2 separate regions of the Mus musculus genome follow, and region 1 is linked to region 2. A link is a loop called in an ENCODE intact Hi-C map of the cell type or tissue named here. Cell type or tissue: heart. All regions are shown on one strand.

Region 1 (8,000 bases), 51 kb after region 2:
TGTCACGGGCTTCTTTTTTTGTCAAGGAGAAACGACTGCGTAATGTTTTAGCCGTCACATGAAAATTGTTATGAAAATTTCTTGCAGCCTCTACCGGGGATGATAGGGCAGCAGTCACCACTTTAGTGGCCTTATCTGCCAAATCATTTCTCAGAGCCATGGGGCCAGGTAGGCCTGAATGGGCTCTAACATGAGTAATATAAACAGGAAATCTTCTAGATAACAAAACTAATTGTATTTGCTGAAAAATATTGGCAACTCTACTGGAAGGCTTAATCACTCCAGCCACTTCTAAAAGATTTACTGCATTAACCACATAACAGGAATCTGACACAATATTAAGGGGTTCTAAAAAGGTTTTTAAAACTTCTAAAACCACTAAACATTTTACCACTTGAGGTGAAATTTCATTATACTGTTTGGATACCACTTTACCATTAGCCACATAGGCACCTATGTCAGTTTTTGATCCATCAGTATATACCACAATCCCATTTTTAAGTGGGTTTCTTCTAAACATGTAAATATTGATTTCTCTCAAAGGAGGAAATATGCGTGACATCTATTTGTCAGACCTGTAATGGCCTGACGCCACGAGGGTTTACCCCTACGTGAGTAGATAAAATTTGACAACAATCTAAAGGCATTATTAAGTAATCAGAATCATTTCTAGTAGAACCAATCCCTCTGGCAGCTCTAGGAATACCAGAGGAAGAAAAAACAGCCATGTAGGCTTGGCAAAATTATTAGTTGAGCTATTTTGTCCCCTTGTGATATAGAAAAGACAACTTGAGGACAAGAACAGAGAACCTGAAGTTCCCCTTTACAATCCTGATCTACAACTCCAGGGTGGACAATAAGACCTTGTAGGCTGCAAGAGCCTGCCTCTGTCATTATTGTCCAGTGGCTTCACCTGCTCGGGAGAGCGCCTTCCAGGCCCTAATAGCCTTTTTATCTGATTCAGAACTATTAAGAACTGGCTTCTCTAATTGATCTTTTTTCTTTTCTTTTTCCTTTTCCTTCCTTTTAATCTCTCCCCAGGTATTCTTACCTGACCTAAACTTTTCCTCGGGTTCAAGACCCTTGGAAAGGCCTGTATACTTATTTTGTGAACCATATTTTCTCTTTGCTCCTATTCTCTCTCCCCGCTTTACTTCTGATAGATTGTCTTGAACTTTATCCAGAATCCGCCCTGCCTTAACCACTTGATAACATGTGAAAAGGAACAAAAGGGCTTCTAACACTAGAGAAAGTTCAAGGCCAAACATACCTTATAAAGCTATTTTCCACTTTACTTCTGATAGACTGTCTTGAATTTCCTTAGAAAGTTCAAGGCCAGGCTTACCTCGTAAAGCTATACTTACGGGTTACCGCCGTTCCCCAGCTGAAAAGTTCTGAATTTATGCAGTTGAATCCTTCTTAACAGTCTGCTTTACGGGAACCTTTATTACCGCGACCCGCAGTTCTGGTTCTGGAATGAGGGATCTTCCCTGCGCCGGTGAAACTCCCGTCCCGAGTTTCCTCCCGGGTTTTTTCTTCCCGGATTTTTTCTCGTCCCGGAATTTCTCGTCCCGGGTTTCAGCACCAATTCTTAATCGCGTTCTCACGCCCGGCCAGGAAAGACGCAACAAACCAAAATCTTCTGCGGCAAAACTTTATTGCTTACATCTTTGGGAACCAGGAGGGCAAGCACCCAGCGCCCAGCCCCAAAAACGAAAGCCCCTTCAATTACATCTTTAGGAGCCAGAGCTCCGGCGCGCGCGCTCTATTGTTTACATCTTTAGGCAGCGAGCGAGCGCAGGGCGCGCAGAGCCAGAGAGATGCCAGCGAGAGAGAATGGCGGAAACACCCCGTCCCCTTTTTTAGGAGCGTTATATTTCGCCTAGGACGCATCACTCCCTGATTGGCTGCAGCCCATGGCCGAGCTGACGTTTACGGGAAAGGTAGAGTACAAGTAGTCGTAATACCCTTGGCTCATGCGCAGATTATTTGTTTACCACTTAGAACACAGGATGTCAGCGCCATCTTGTGACGGCGAATGTGGGGGCGGCTCCCAACAATAATGTCCATTCTCCTCCTGTTTTCTTTGCAGTACTAGGAATGGAACCCAAGGTCTTGCATGTAGTACACAAGCACTCTACCACTGAGCCACGCCCACAGCTCCTCACTGGGGGATTCTAGGCAGGGGCTCTACCACTGGGCCACACCCCAGCCCCTCACTGGGGGATTCTAGGCAGGGGCTCTACCACTGAACCACGCCCCCAGCCCCTCCCTGGGGGATTCTAGGCAGGGACTCTACCATTGAGCCACGCCCCCAGCCCCTCACTGGGGGATTCTAGGCAGGTGCTCTAACACTGAGCCACAACCAGCCCCTCACTGGAGGATTCTAGACAGGTGCTTTGGTAAAGTCTGGGTGTGTGGTTCAGTGTTATAGCACAGGGCATGCCTATAGCTCAGTGGTAGAGCACCTGCTTGGTATCCTACATTTTGGAAATGGGAGTGCAGTGTGGTTTGTGAATAACATCTGTGAGACTCTGGGTTCAACCTCTGGTATTGACAAACCCTCCTCCCCCCCCACACACACATACCTCTTCACAGCTCCAACAATAGAACAGAGAAGATGTCCCACCTGGCCCCATCTCATCATATCCCGATCACACGTGAACTTCCGCTTTCTGCCCCTGGGGAGAGACCTGTATGAGGCTGAATGACAAGAGTGGAGATCAAAGACACACAAAAGGCTCATGTTTGCCCCTGGGACACTCGAGAAAGGAGAGATGAAGGCAGCTGCAAGGGAGGCAGTAGAACCCACCACACAAAGTGCAGCAAAGGTGTAGGACTCCCTTGTGACATGAGAACACCGCGAATGAGACCTAGGCAGGAGGACTGCAGAGAGGACTCAGCAGGGACACTCATGGGCTACTCTTGGAGAGGACCCAAGTTCACTTCCAAGTAGCCATGTCAGGAGGCTCACAACTGCCTGTGCGTCTAGCCTTAGGGAATCCGCCACCTGTGACCTCTGCTGGTATACTCATGTGTGCATCTCCATCCACACACACAGTCACATAATTAACGAGAGCCATACACACACACACACACACACACACACACACACATTAAAGTTTTATGTGTGAAGATGTTTTGCCTCTATATATGTTTATGGGTCAGAAAAGGGCACTGTATCCCCTGCAACTGGAGTTACAGATAGATGATTGTGTCAACATATAGGTGCTTAGACTGGAACCTGGGTCCTCTGGAAGAGTAGTTAGTGCTCTTAACAGCTGAGCCATCTCCCCAGCCCCGATCAGTTGTTTTTTTTTTTTTTTTTTTTTTTTTAAGACTTTTTATTATTATATCTAAGTACACTGTAGCTGACTTCAGACACACCAGAAGAGGGCGTCAGATCTCATTACAGATGGTTGTGAGCCACCATGTGGTTGGTGGGATTTGAACTCAGGACCTTTGGAAGAGCAGTCGGTGCTCTTAACCACTGAGCCATCTCTCCAGCTCCCCTGATCAGTTTTAAATACTTTTTCAACTGATGGTTCCATCTTTTGGTTCTTGGGACCCAGACTACTACTACTACTACTACTACTTCTTCTTCTTGTTCTTTTCTTCTTTCTTCTTCTTCTTCTTCTTCTTCTTCTTCTTCTTCTTCTTCTTCTTCTTCTTCTTCTTCCTTCTTCTCCTTCTCCTCCTTCTTCTTCTTTGGTTTTTCGAGACAGGGTTTCTCTATGTAGCCCTGGCTGTCCTGGAACTCACTCTGTAGACCAGGCTGGCTTTGAACTCAGAAATCCACCTGCCTCTGCCTCCCAAGTGCTGGGATTAAAGGCGTGCACCACCATGCCCGGCCCATTGATACTTCTTGATGGACAGCTATACAGCTAGGCAGGCCTCAGAGTAGAAAACCCTGGAAGGCAGTGTCAAGAGACATACAAGCCTTGCAGCCATGCAGAGCTGAAATGTTCATTGCTAGTCACCTCCACCATGAGGTATTCCAGGCCTGCACACGACTTCTGGCTACTCCTATTTTATTTTTTAAGACAGGCTCTCATGTAGTCCAGGATGGCCTGAAGCTCACTTTGCAGCCGAGGTTGGCCCCGAGTGCCGTGATTACAGGTGTGCACCAATACAATACTCTTTGGTCTCCTGCCTTTGGAGCTTGTTCACTGGGGTCCCAGTCTGGGTTTCCAGCCAGGAAGATAAAGCAGCACTATGGATGGAGTTCCAGGGCCCGTGGGGCCTGAGTGGTACATTGCTGCCCTCTGGTGGTAGTATGTAGTACTCTAGGTCCAAAGCCTGGGAAGAGAGTCCAGAGATGAAAGAAAAGTGGGATCTGGGTGCTGCCTTGAGGAGGCACCATGTAAACTGTCCTGCCAGGATGTCATCCCCACCCACCACGACTTTTGCCATGACTCACGTCTGCGAAGATTTGGGGACAGACCACTGGGCGTCAGTCTGTGTGATCCTGAGGCAAGCAGCATGGGTGTCAGGTTTTTTCTCTCTCTAATAAGGAGTGGAAGAGGAGGGGGAGGAGGAAGGGGAGGAGAAGGGGGAGGGGAGGAGGAGGAGGAAGGGATCAGGAGGAGGAGGGGATCAGGAGGAGGGGAGGGGAGGAGAAGGAGGAGGAGGAGAGGGGAGGGGAGGAGGAGGAGGAGAGGGGAGGGGAGGAGGAGGAGGAGGAAGAGGAGGAGGAGGGGGGGGAGAGGGAACCTAACAGCAGTGAAAGCCACCAAATGCACACCCCACACAGAACAAGTGCAATCATGGCTGTCTGCAGAAATCAGGTATTAGAAAGGGTTGTTATGGGGTTGCAGCTTCTAGAAAGTGATTTGGCATAGGATTTAAGTAAACACGCTTTTACTTAGGACAAGATGTTATTAGGAATCAATTCGCTGATTATATATTTAAATAATAATGTTATTATGTACAGTACAGGGATCGGAAGCCGGGACCCGTACATGCTGGAACCGGTACCTGTACATGCTGGGCAAATATGGCCATCGTCAGTGACCTCACTGGTGGACTCTGGGCACGTCTCTACCACGGAGCAGAGCAAGCCCTCAGTTCCTTTTGTCCTGGCTGTGTTTTGAGATAGAACATTACTATGTAGTCCTGGCTGCCCTAAACTTGATATGCAGACCAGGCTGGCCTTGAACTCATAGAGTTCTGCCACCCAAGCACTGGAATTAAAGGTTCCTAGCATCATGACTGGTGCCCTTAATTTTTTTTTTTCAGACAAGGTCTTGTGATATAGCCCCAGCTTGTTTTGAAATCTCTGTCCCTCTGCCTCCTAAATACTAAGATCACATGTATGTGCTACTGCACTCCTCTGGATAGTTTTCTTTCTATCTTTCTTTCTTTTCTTTCTTTCTTTCTTTCTTTCTTTCTTTCTTTCTTTTCTTCTTCTTTCTTCTTCTCCTTCTCCTTCTCCTTCTCCTTCTTCTACAGGCTTGTGCCTTTAGGCCATCTCCCATAGCCTGAGTCAGGCATACCTGCCAGCAGCTCTCTCTGGGGTAGAGTTCAGAATCAGTCAGTGGTGTGATCTAGCAGCTCTCTGTTTATGGCATCTTGCCCTTCTGTGTTTTGTGTCATATTCACTGTGCTGAACTAAACCATATGGTGAGAAACTTTGTGCTGCCCCTAAAGAGTTACCAAAAAAGCCCCTTCCTATGTTCTGGGAATTTGGTCACTCCTGGGTGTGGGGGGGGGGATTGCTGCAAGATTATCCTGGATTTCTGAAGAGGCTCCTCTGTACCCCACACACTACCTCTTCTGACTTCTCTCCTTTCTCTTCTTCACAGTTTTGTTTTTTTCTTTTTTCTTTTTTTCCAGACAGTGTTTCTCTGTGTAGCCCTGGCTGTCCTGGAACTCACTCTGTAGACCAGGCTGGCCTCAAACTCAGAAATCTGCCTGCCTCTGCCTCCGGAGTGCTGGGAGTAAAGGCGTGTGCCACCACTGCCCGGCCTTCCTTCCAGTTTTAATGAAGCTCCTCTCCAGGTTCCAAAGGGAAGCCTCTTGCTCCCTTTAAGGCCCCACCACGTTCAGAGATCCATATACTGTACTGTCTATTGTTCTCCCTCCATCTCCAGCAACAGTCAGCTTTGAGGCCCTTTCATTCTAATAAGCTTCTTCTAATAAAGGACTTGTTTCAGTTTCCTTGCCTACAAGATGTTACTGTTACCATCTTGGGTTTTTGTTGTTGCTTGTTTTGTTGTTGCTTGTTTTTTTGTTGTTTGTTTTTTGAGACTGGCTTTCTCTGTGTAGTTCTGGCTGTCCTGGAACTCTCTCTCTACAGACCAGGATGGCCTTGAACTCAGGGATCCATCTGCCTGTAACTCCCTGGGTGCTGAGATTACAGGCCTGCACCACCACTGCTGGCTCTTAACATCTTTTACTATAGGGAGCTACTTCAGTGCCTCACGCATGGTCAACAAAACACTCCACCACCAGAAGGCCGCAGTTCCATCATTCTCCATTACTTTCACCTTCAAGTGAAAGACTTGAAGTTAATTCCTCGTCAGGTAGATTGGAATGGCAACTTCCTTTATTCTAAAACAGACTCACATACTCAGGCTCGACTGGTGGCGCTGTACTTTCAGCGTGGCCAAGGAGATCGGGTCTGTCTTAAGAGTTCAGTTACAAAGGAGATTATAAGATTATTATAGGAATCGGGGTGTGAGAGGCTGGCGGATCTCCGAGAGTTCGAAGACAGCCTGGTCTACAAACCAAGTTCCAGGACAGAGATATACAGAGAAACTCTGTGTTGAAAAACAAGACAAACAAACAAAAAAACAAAAAAAAAAAAAAAAAAAAAAAAAAAAAGGAAAGGAAAGGAAGGAAGGAAAAGAGGGAGGGAAGGAGACGATATGGAGAGGGCGGAGAAGGGGAGAGAAGAGGAGGAGGAGGAAGAGAGAGTGGGGTAGGGAGAAAGTAGAATAGATAAAAAAGAAACGGAAAAAAAAGACAAAGCCCAGGAGCGAGCGAAACTGGGAGGGACGTGCCAAGAGTCCCAGAGCAAGCTGTGCGAAGTCCTTGGGGACCTGAGACGTCGCCTGGGGCCAGCCCACTCATCATCACTAAAGGCCGTCTCTTCCTCTCCGGATGTGAGAATCAGGCAGCCCTGATTTGTTTTGAAACAGGAAATGAAATTAAAGTGCTATGATCAAAATAAACCACACTGACCTCGCGTTCATGAATATTCAAGCAAGCTGCTTAGGACTGCCTCGTACCTCCGAGGAGAGAGTGCGCATGCGCCTCAGGAGAGCGCCCCTCCCCCCGGGGGTTTGAGAGTGCGCGTGCGCGGTTGGCGCGCTCTTCTGTCGTCATCAATACGAGCGGCCGCCGGCAGCTTTCGTAAAGGAGTAGGAGAGCGGCTATGGCGAGTCCTGCTGCCGCTTCTGTGAGACCGCCCAGGCCCAAGAAAGAGCCGCAGACGCTGGTCATCCCCAAGAATGCGGCCGAGGAGCAGAAGCTCAAGCTGGAGCGGCTCATGAAGAACCCGGTGAGTGGAAGTGGGCCGAGGCGCAGTCCCTTCACCCCGCCGCCAGACCGAGCAAGGCTACATTCAGTCCCCCTAGAGCAACCCTGGGGCGGAGAGGGCGGCCCCGTGGAGGGAGCCTCGCTCCTGTTCTTGTCCTACAGCGTAGCTGCACGAAGGCGCTGCCCAGCCCTCCACACCCTCCTTTTTCTTAGTTTGCTGTTTGCGGTATCATGGCGTTGCTCGTGCTGTCCACGTTCCGTACCGAATCGGCTTTGTAAGATAGGCAGACCTCGCATCCGGGCTCCTCGCATCCCGGCTCCTCTTACCTTATCTTCCCTACGAGCTGGGATGACAGCCCTGCGCTACTATTCAGTATTGCTTCACAGCCCTTTCTATTTTAATATATGAACCAAAGCGGTGGGAGCTGGGTATGGTGGTGCACACCTGCTATCCCAGCACTCTGGTGGCTGACCCCAGAAGTTTGCTACAAATTCGAGGCGAGCGTGGTCTACGTAGT
Region 2 (8,000 bases):
ATTCACTTGTTCATTTATTCATTCATTCATTCATTCATTCATTCCTATATGTGTATGAGAGAGAGACAGAGACAGAGTAACCTATCAGGGCTCTTGTGGAGGCCAGAGGACAACTGGCAGGAGTGAGTTCTCTCCTTCCACCGTGTGGTTCTAGAGACTGACTTACCTGCTGAGCCACCTCGCTGGCCTGCCACCTGTCCTATGAGGGATGAAAAACCATGCTGGAGAGGGAAGCCGGAAGACCCTAGGTCACAGTAGTAAAGCCTTACACACCAGGGCAGTGTGTGGCCAGGGGGGAAGCAGGCTGCCGGACCCCGGCCGCCAGAGCTGCAGTGGGCCCTGTGCACACGCTGTGTCTGGTCCAGGCCAGCAGACTCACGAGCTCCAGCTCCCACAGTGACACTGCCCACCCTGGAAAGTCCCCCACCGTGCTGCAAATAAGGCTTATCTTTTCCTTTTTACCCTGCAGGGAGCTTCCGAGCAAGGCCTAGAGAAGATTCCAGAACCCATCAAGGAAGCTACAGCTCTGTTCTATGGTGAGGAAGGCCTGGCCAAATAACACTCACCCAAGGAGTTAGGGGCCAAGGAAAGCCCTTGGAGCCTGTTAGGAACTCAGATTCCCAAAGTTTATGTTCTCCCTCCAAGCAAGAAGGGGCCTGTCCCAGCAATGCAGCCTCTGTCTCTATGGCTTGCCAGTGACCTCAGGAAAGGGTGCTGTGGGCTGCTCCTAGCTCCCCAGAGCCTTCAGCGTGCCCGTGTTTCTCTGGCATTCCACCCCCACCACTGTCACCATCTCCACTGCTGCATTTGGAGCTATTGTAGGACATCACAGATCTTAGATGGGGCACCCCCACCGCAGCTCACCAGACATGATGCAAGGTCCCATTTAGCTCAAGTCATGGGAAGGAAATGTTGGGACCTGGCTCTCTGTCAGTACAGATGGGGGCAGGGTACCACCATGACACCCAAGCCGTTTCCTGCGATCTCCTAGGACCCTCAATGTCATCCAGTGGGACCCTTCCAGAAGGCCAGGTGGACTCCCTGCTTTCCATCATCTCCAGCCAAAGGGAACGTTTCCGCACCCGGAACCAAGAGCTGGAAGCCGTGAGTCCCACCCTACTTCCTGTTCCCCGTAGGCTTCAAATCTGAGGACACAAATGTAGAAAGACATAGGCTTGGGGAAAACAACAGATACTGAACTGGCAATAGGATTAGATGTACTCCATGCAGTTGAGACTTCCTGGAGGAGGCTGTGCCACTTTGGGCTTTAAGAAGTATTCACGAACTCAAAGTAAAGAACACTGGGGATTTTTTTCAGGGTTGGAAGAAGGAGATATAGAACACAAGACCCAAGGGTGGGCACCAGACTGCCTGGAATACCCACAGATGCTATGAGCAGGAGTGCAGTAGAGTGTACCTGGGCCACTCAGGCACAAAGCCACCGGGTTCAACCATCCACAGAGGAAATCTGCAGCACGTTGGAAAATGGGAAAAAAGAATGGATGGGAGAGAGTATGGCTGACCCCAATAAGAAAGGATTTTATGCCAGGACTGGTGGCACAGGTCTATAATCCCATTTTCTGAAGAGGCTGAAACAGAATATCTTAAATTCAAAGCCAGCCTGGGCAATTTAGAAAGACCCTGTTTCAAGAAAAGAAAAGGCTGAAGATATAAGTCAGTGGTAGGGCTGGGATGTGCCTCAACAGAATAGCCCCTGCCTAGAATCCCCCAGGGAGGGGCTGGGGATGTGGCTCAGTGGTAGAGCCCCTGCCTAGAATCAACCAGTGAGGGGCTGGGGGCGTGGCTCAGCAGTAGAGCCCCTGCCTAGAATCCCCCAATGAGGGGGCTGGGGGCGTGGCTCAGTGGTAGAGCCCCAGCCTAGATTCCCCCAGTGAGGGGCTGGGGGCGTGGCTCAGTGGTAGAGCTCCTGCCTAGAATCCCCCAATGAGGGGCTGGGGGCGTGGCTCAGTGGTAGAGCCCCTGCCTAGAATCCCCCAGGGAGGGGCTGGGGGCGTGGCTCAGTGGTAGAGCCCCGCCTAGAATCCCCCAGGGAGGGGCTGGGGGCGTGGCTCAGTGGTAGAGCCCCTGCCTAGAATCCCCCAGGGAGGGGCTGGGGGCGTGGCTCAGTGGTAGAGCACCTGCCTAGAATCCCCCAGGGAGGGGCTGGGGGCGTGGCTCAGTGGTAGAGCACCTGCCTAGAATCCCCCAGGGAGGGGCTGGGGGCGTGGCTCAGTGGTAGAGCACCTGCCTGGCATAATATAAGGCCTTAGGTTCCATCCCCAGGACTAAAAGCAAAAAAGATGGGGTGTAGAGGAGGAGAGGTTTGGGAGGGGAGGTCATGGTTTCAGACCTTTCGATATGTTCTGGGTTAGCATGGTTGCCTTGGGCTGTGGCCAGGCAGCATATCATGGAGACGCATATGATAAAGGCAAGCTGCTTATTTTATGGCTGCCAGTAAGCAATGAAATAGGAAGGGTTGGAGTCTCCGTATTCTCTCCAGGTGCACACCTCCAATCGCATAGCTTGTTCCCATGAGGCCCCGCCTTCTCAAGGTTCTCCCCTCTCAATACCCCCCTAGACTGGAGAATAAGCCTTCAGCACACAATCTCTGAAAGGCATAAGGATCCAAAACATAAGGCTGGAGAGGTGGCTCAGAGGTTGAGAGTACTTACTGCTCTTGAGGAGGAGCCAGGTTCATTTCCCAGTTGCCTGGCAATCCACAACTGTCTGTAACTTCATCCCCAGGGGAATCTGATACCCTGTTCTGGCCTCTGTGTGAGCCATATACTCATACACATAAAATAAAAGTAAATCTTCTTAAAATGCCATTTTAAATGACCCAAACATAACAAATAGAAAATTCAAATATGAAGAAATTGACTTTCCTGCAAAAAGACTTTCTAGCTGGGGCATCTGTGAGGAGAGTCAGCACTTCAGGCCCATGAGAGGCTGGGGAGATGCTCAGCGGGTAAAGTGTTCACTGTGCAAACATGAGGACCTAAGTTCAATCCCCAGAACCCATCTCTAGCATCCACAGACACACACACACTTTTACATGCAAATATTCACACACCAAGACACAGAAAAGGCCCCAGGCAAATGAAGCCCTCACATCTCACCTTTGTCCATCTTTGCCCTGCCCCCATTCCCAGGAGAGCCGCATGGCCCAGCACACCATCCAGGCCCTGCAGAGCGAGCTGGACAGCCTGCGCGCTGACAACATCAAACTCTTTGAGAAGATCAAGTTCCTGCAGAGTTACCCTGGCAGAGTGAGTCCCCCACCCCCACCCCACACGTGCTCCTCTTCTTCCCAGAGAAACTATGGATGGCGTGTGGGGCAAGATCAGGGAGCGTTAAGCAGTAATCCACTGGGTGGTCAGCACCAGGGGGACCCCCAAAGATACACACCTCCCTTCCCACCTGTCAGCTGTCTGCTCCGTGCATAGTACCTGAAGATGGTGGAAGGCAGACATGGGAGGCTCACTAATTGGAGTCCAGCCTAGACTTCCTAATGAGACTCTGTCTAAAAAACGGATTACAATCGTTGGAGAGACACTATTTTCTGACTTCTGTGGGCACTGCACACGTGTGGCACACACACATACATGTAGGCAAACCACACATACACACAAAAACTACATTTTAGAAAAAAACAAAAAATATAAAGACCATCTATAATGCACACCCCAAAAACAATGAACAGAAAAGGCTAGAAGCCTGTTTGTTGTGGTGGCTTTTTCGAGGCCCCAGGCCTCCCAGGCAGGGTCCACCATGCACACAGAAACCCCTTCCGCAGCTCAGGGAAGGCAGAAGGTAGGAAAAGAGCTGGGGGAGATGGCTCCAGGGGTGAGATGCTTGCCATGCAAACCTGTGGACTAGAGTTCAGATCCCTGGCTCCCACGTAAATGGCAGCTAGGCGTGGCAGCCTGCCTGTAAGTCCAGAATTCCGAAGGCAGAGGGGCAAGCTTTAGCTCGGCTAGCTGTAAAGACAAGCTGTAGTTCGAGCGAGAGCTCTTGCCTCAGTGAATAAGTGGAGTATAATCGAGGAAGACTCCTGACCTCAGGGCCTCCGTGCTTGCACATGTACGCGTGCATACGTGTGCACGCGCGCATGTACACAGAGACACAGAAAAGAAAAGAAACTGAGGGAGAGAGGAAGCTGGGATGTCTGTGGCCTTAATAAGACCCATTCCCACCCAAATGAAGCAACAGCCCTCTTTAGGCCACTAGAGGGCACCCGGGTTCCGCAAACCAGAGCCTCCAGGGGCTGTTAGGAAAAGCGCCTCCTGGCTACCTCAGGCCCTTTCCGCGTAGCTAGCTCAGCGGCACTCACCTGTGGCCCTAACTTCTTGGGAGGCCGAGACAAGAGGATCACTAAAGGCCGGAAGTTCAAGGTTCCCGAAAACACACATACACAAAACTGCCCCTCCCACTGGGAACTGTGACTTGTACATTCCAGCCTTTCTAAGATTTAGCTCCCCAGTGGAACTGTGACCCGCCTCCCCACCCTCGTCCCCTTCCCCCCTACACATACCCACACACGCGCGCACACACACACACACACACACCCTGGCCCGTGCCACAACATGCTGGTCCTATTAGCACTGGCGCCCTGCCGCCCTCCCCTCCAGTTCTAATCCTGTCCTCCCTGGAGCCCAGACTCCCAAACCCCTGATGACTGACTGCGTGTACCCTCTTTCTCCATGCAGGGTATCGGCAGTGACGACACGGAGCTGCGATACTCCTCCCAATACGAGGAACGCCTGGACCCTTTCTCCTCCTTCAGCAAGAGGGTGAGTAGGAACTCTGGGGCTGAGAATGTAGCTCCGGGGTACAGTGCTGCCTAGAGTCCTCCATGAGGGTCTGTGGGCCTGACCCAGCCATAGAGCTATAAAACAATGTCCTTTGCTCCCTGTGTCCTGCCTTCTCATGCACACTCTCCCGAACTGCTGGGCCACCTCTGAACCCCTCAGGTGTAATGTAAACTGTGGGCCAGTGAACAGCAACAGTTCTTTTTTTTTTTCCCATATTTATTTATTTTTTATTAGGTATCTTCCTCATTTACATTTCCAATGCTATCCCAAAAGTCCCCCATACCCACCCACCCCCACTCCCCTACCCACCCACTCCCCCTTTTTGGCCCTGGCGTTCCCCTGTACTGGGGCATATAAAGTTTGCAAATCCAATGGGCCTCTCTTTCCAGTGATGGCCGACAAGGCCATCTTTTGATACATATGCAGCTAGAGACAAGAGCTCCGGGGTACTGGTTAGTTCATAATGTTGCACCTACAGGGTTGCAGATCTCTTTAGCTCCTTGGGTACTTTCTCTAGTTCCTCCATTGGGGGCCCTGTGATCTATCCAATAGGAACAGCAGCGGTTCTCAGCCTTCCCAGTACTGCCGCCCTTTCATACAGTTCCTCGTGTTGTGACCCCCAACCTTAAAGTTATTTTCATTGCTACTTCATGACTGCAATGTTGCTGCTGCTATGAATTGTAATGTAAATGTCTGATATGCAGAATGGTCTTAGGTGACCCCTGTGAAAGGAGTCACGACCCACCCGACCCACTGGTTGAGAACTACTGGTGAACAGGTTAACCCAGAGTACACCTATAGGGACAGGCAGATCAGCAAAGGGGTCACAACTCCCTGTGTCAGGTGACTGGGGGCAGGAACCACTCCAAGCCTCTCCTAGATTATAGAAGCTGTGCCCATGAAGGACTTTCCTACAGGCAGAAGGGGCTGCTAGATTAGGGAGCCCAGGCTCTCATATTGAGTGTGACACAGATTAGGCACCCAGGGAATCCTTGCAGCCCTCTGGTGTTGTAAAGTAACATGAAGATTCAGGCGGCTTTACACAGGTCCCCTCTCTCTGTGGGACCCTTCCTCCATGTCTCTCTGTCCTTCAGGAGCGGCAGAGGAAGTACCTGGGCCTGAGCCCCTGGGACAAGGCCACACTTGGCATGGTGAGTCCATACCCTTGTATCCACCTGTGGTGGATGTTCGTCTTTGTTCTTCATCCCCTCTGAAGAAGCTCTGAGATCATGCAACCCTCTTCTGGGCCCTTCTGGGACAGCTCCTTGGATAGCCTCGTTGACTGTAGTTTCAGAAACTGGCCTGCAGGAGGCACCATTTGCCAGAAACTGTACCGGGTGCTGGGTGTCGGTCGCTCTGCAGATGCAGTGTTTGCTGAGCACACAGGACTTGAGTTTGAGTCACCATGATACCTGCCTGGTGCCATGACAAGCTCCTGAAACCAGCATTAGCGGGGTGGGGGGATTGGAGTGGTGGGACTCAGAGAAATGTGAGGTTTGCTGGCTGCCGAGTTTAGCCAAATCTGGGCTCCAGGTTCTCAAAGGGACAGTCTTTAAAAACAATTTTAAAAAAGTGGATCCAGGCACAGTGGGCCGCATGGCAGAGGCAAGAGGGTCTCTGTGTGATCAAAGGCACACATTGGGAGTTCCAGGCCAGCCAGACTAAAGAGCCTGTTTCAATAAAATAAATAAAAGTGGCAGGTGATTAAAGAAGACACCTGACACCTGACACCGACTTCTGGCTTCCACGGATGTGTGTGTACATGCATGCACCCAAAGAACTCACCTTTGCCGTCTGAGTATCCCCATTTGTCCCGGGGGAAAGTAGCCCCCCACCCACCCCCCACCCCCGCCTGCATACCTCTTCAGAAAGGAGCACAGAGCAACCCTGCCCTACATCCCCTTTGTTTGCCTTCAGGGCCGTCTGATTCTCTCCAACAAGATGGCCCGCACCATCAGCTTCTTTTACACCTTGTTCCTGCACTGCCTGGTCTTTCTGGTGAGTGTGCACACATTGGCCACCGTGTCTCCAAGCCTTTCTGGGTGGCAGAGTGCTGCTACAGTGTAGAGGGTTTCCTGAGCCCTCTACCCCTAACCCCCCGTGCCATGTCCTCAGCGCTGGCTCACTTCTGTCTCCTCCCCAAGGCTGAGGACTTCAATGCATTCTAGAGAGAAGAAACACCCCAATATCAGGCCCCCAGGCTGGAACACAGCCAAGCTATTCTGGAGAGGAGGCCAGGGACCCAGGCCTGCGAGGGCTTTGTGGGAAGATGATTAAGGAACTAGGCATACAGATGAAGGAAGGCTTGTCATCCCAACTACTAAGGAGGCTGAAGCAGGAGGATCACAAGTTCAAGCCCTGCCTGGGTTACACAGCATGTCCGAAGACAATCTGGACAACTTAATGAGACCTTCTCTCAAAAAGTACAAAGACAAGTAGAGATATAGTTCAGTAGTAGAGTCCCTGTCTAGAATCCCCAGTGAGGGGCTGGGGGCGTGGCTCAGTGGTAGAGCCCCTGCCTAGAATCCCCCAGTGAGGGGCTGGGGGCGTGGCTCAGTGGTAGAGCCCCTGCCTAGAATCCCCCAGGGAGGGGCTGGGGGCGTGGCTCTGTGGTAGAGCCCCTGCCTAGAATCCCCCAGGGAGGGGCTGGGGGCGTGGCTCTGTGGTAGAGCCCCTGCCTAGAATCCCCCAGGGAGGGCCTGGGGGCATGGCTCAGAGGTATGATGCTTGCCTAGCATACCTAACAAGACCCTGGGTTCCATTTCCAGCATTGGTGGAAGGTTAAGGCAGGTAAAAAAGCAGACCTAACTAGATCTCCAGGGAACAGACCATGGGCTACACAGAGGCCCATGTGCAACTGTCTACCCAGGTACAGAAACCCTTTATACTCACTTGGCTGAGGACAGTTCAAGGTCACAGGATGAGTGATGCCTCCATCTGCCAAATAGAGGGATAGTAAGTGTGGGCCTGGAAGGCTCCAGCATCAGAAACCACTGCCCCCTGCTAGGCATAGTGAAACATAGCCCTATTGCTAGCCTGGGTTCCAAGTCTGGTGTTCTTATTGAATATGCCCACAGTGTTAGGAGACTAACTCCAGGAACTCTGTGTCTGCTTCTTTCTAAGCATCTGGGAAGTAGGTTGGCTCAGGAGTATCTCCAAGGCCATCCACCCTAGGACCTGGGCTGT

Evidence for each region. A loop is a pair of places that touch in the nucleus more often than their neighbours do. Peaks named below come from ENCODE experiments on the same cell type or tissue, not always from the same donor. Only the 100,000 strongest peaks of a DNase experiment are listed, where the experiment ranks them.
Region 1: a loop joins it to region 2, with 6 times the contacts of the local background. A loop is called at or near these places in 37 of 42 quality-filtered maps.

What each region holds. Positions count from the first base shown.
Region 1 is chr5:136,198,279-136,206,278 of GRCm38, reverse strand. Prkrip1 (Prkr interacting protein 1 (IL11 inducible)) reads left to right here and starts at 7,325. Exons shown (of 6, transcript NM_025774.3): 1 at 7,325-7,504. The coding sequence starts at 7,379. In heart, no CTCF peak of the experiment used is centred here; DNase peaks (open chromatin) are centred at 4,298, 6,534 and 7,208; H3K4me3 peaks cover 1,714 bases; H3K27ac peaks cover 1,643 bases.
Region 2 is chr5:136,249,336-136,257,335 of GRCm38, reverse strand. It overlaps Gm30408 (a long non-coding RNA gene), which reads right to left. Exons shown (of 4, transcript XR_868600.2): 3 at 7,707-7,751; 4 at 5,475-6,484. It also overlaps a transcript of Cux1 not described here. Among named protein-coding and RNA genes, the nearest start is that of Gm30408, 7.9 kb to the right of the region's middle. In heart, CTCF peaks have their summits at 4,230 (motif pointing right) and 6,122 (motif pointing right); a DNase peak (open chromatin) is centred at 4,245.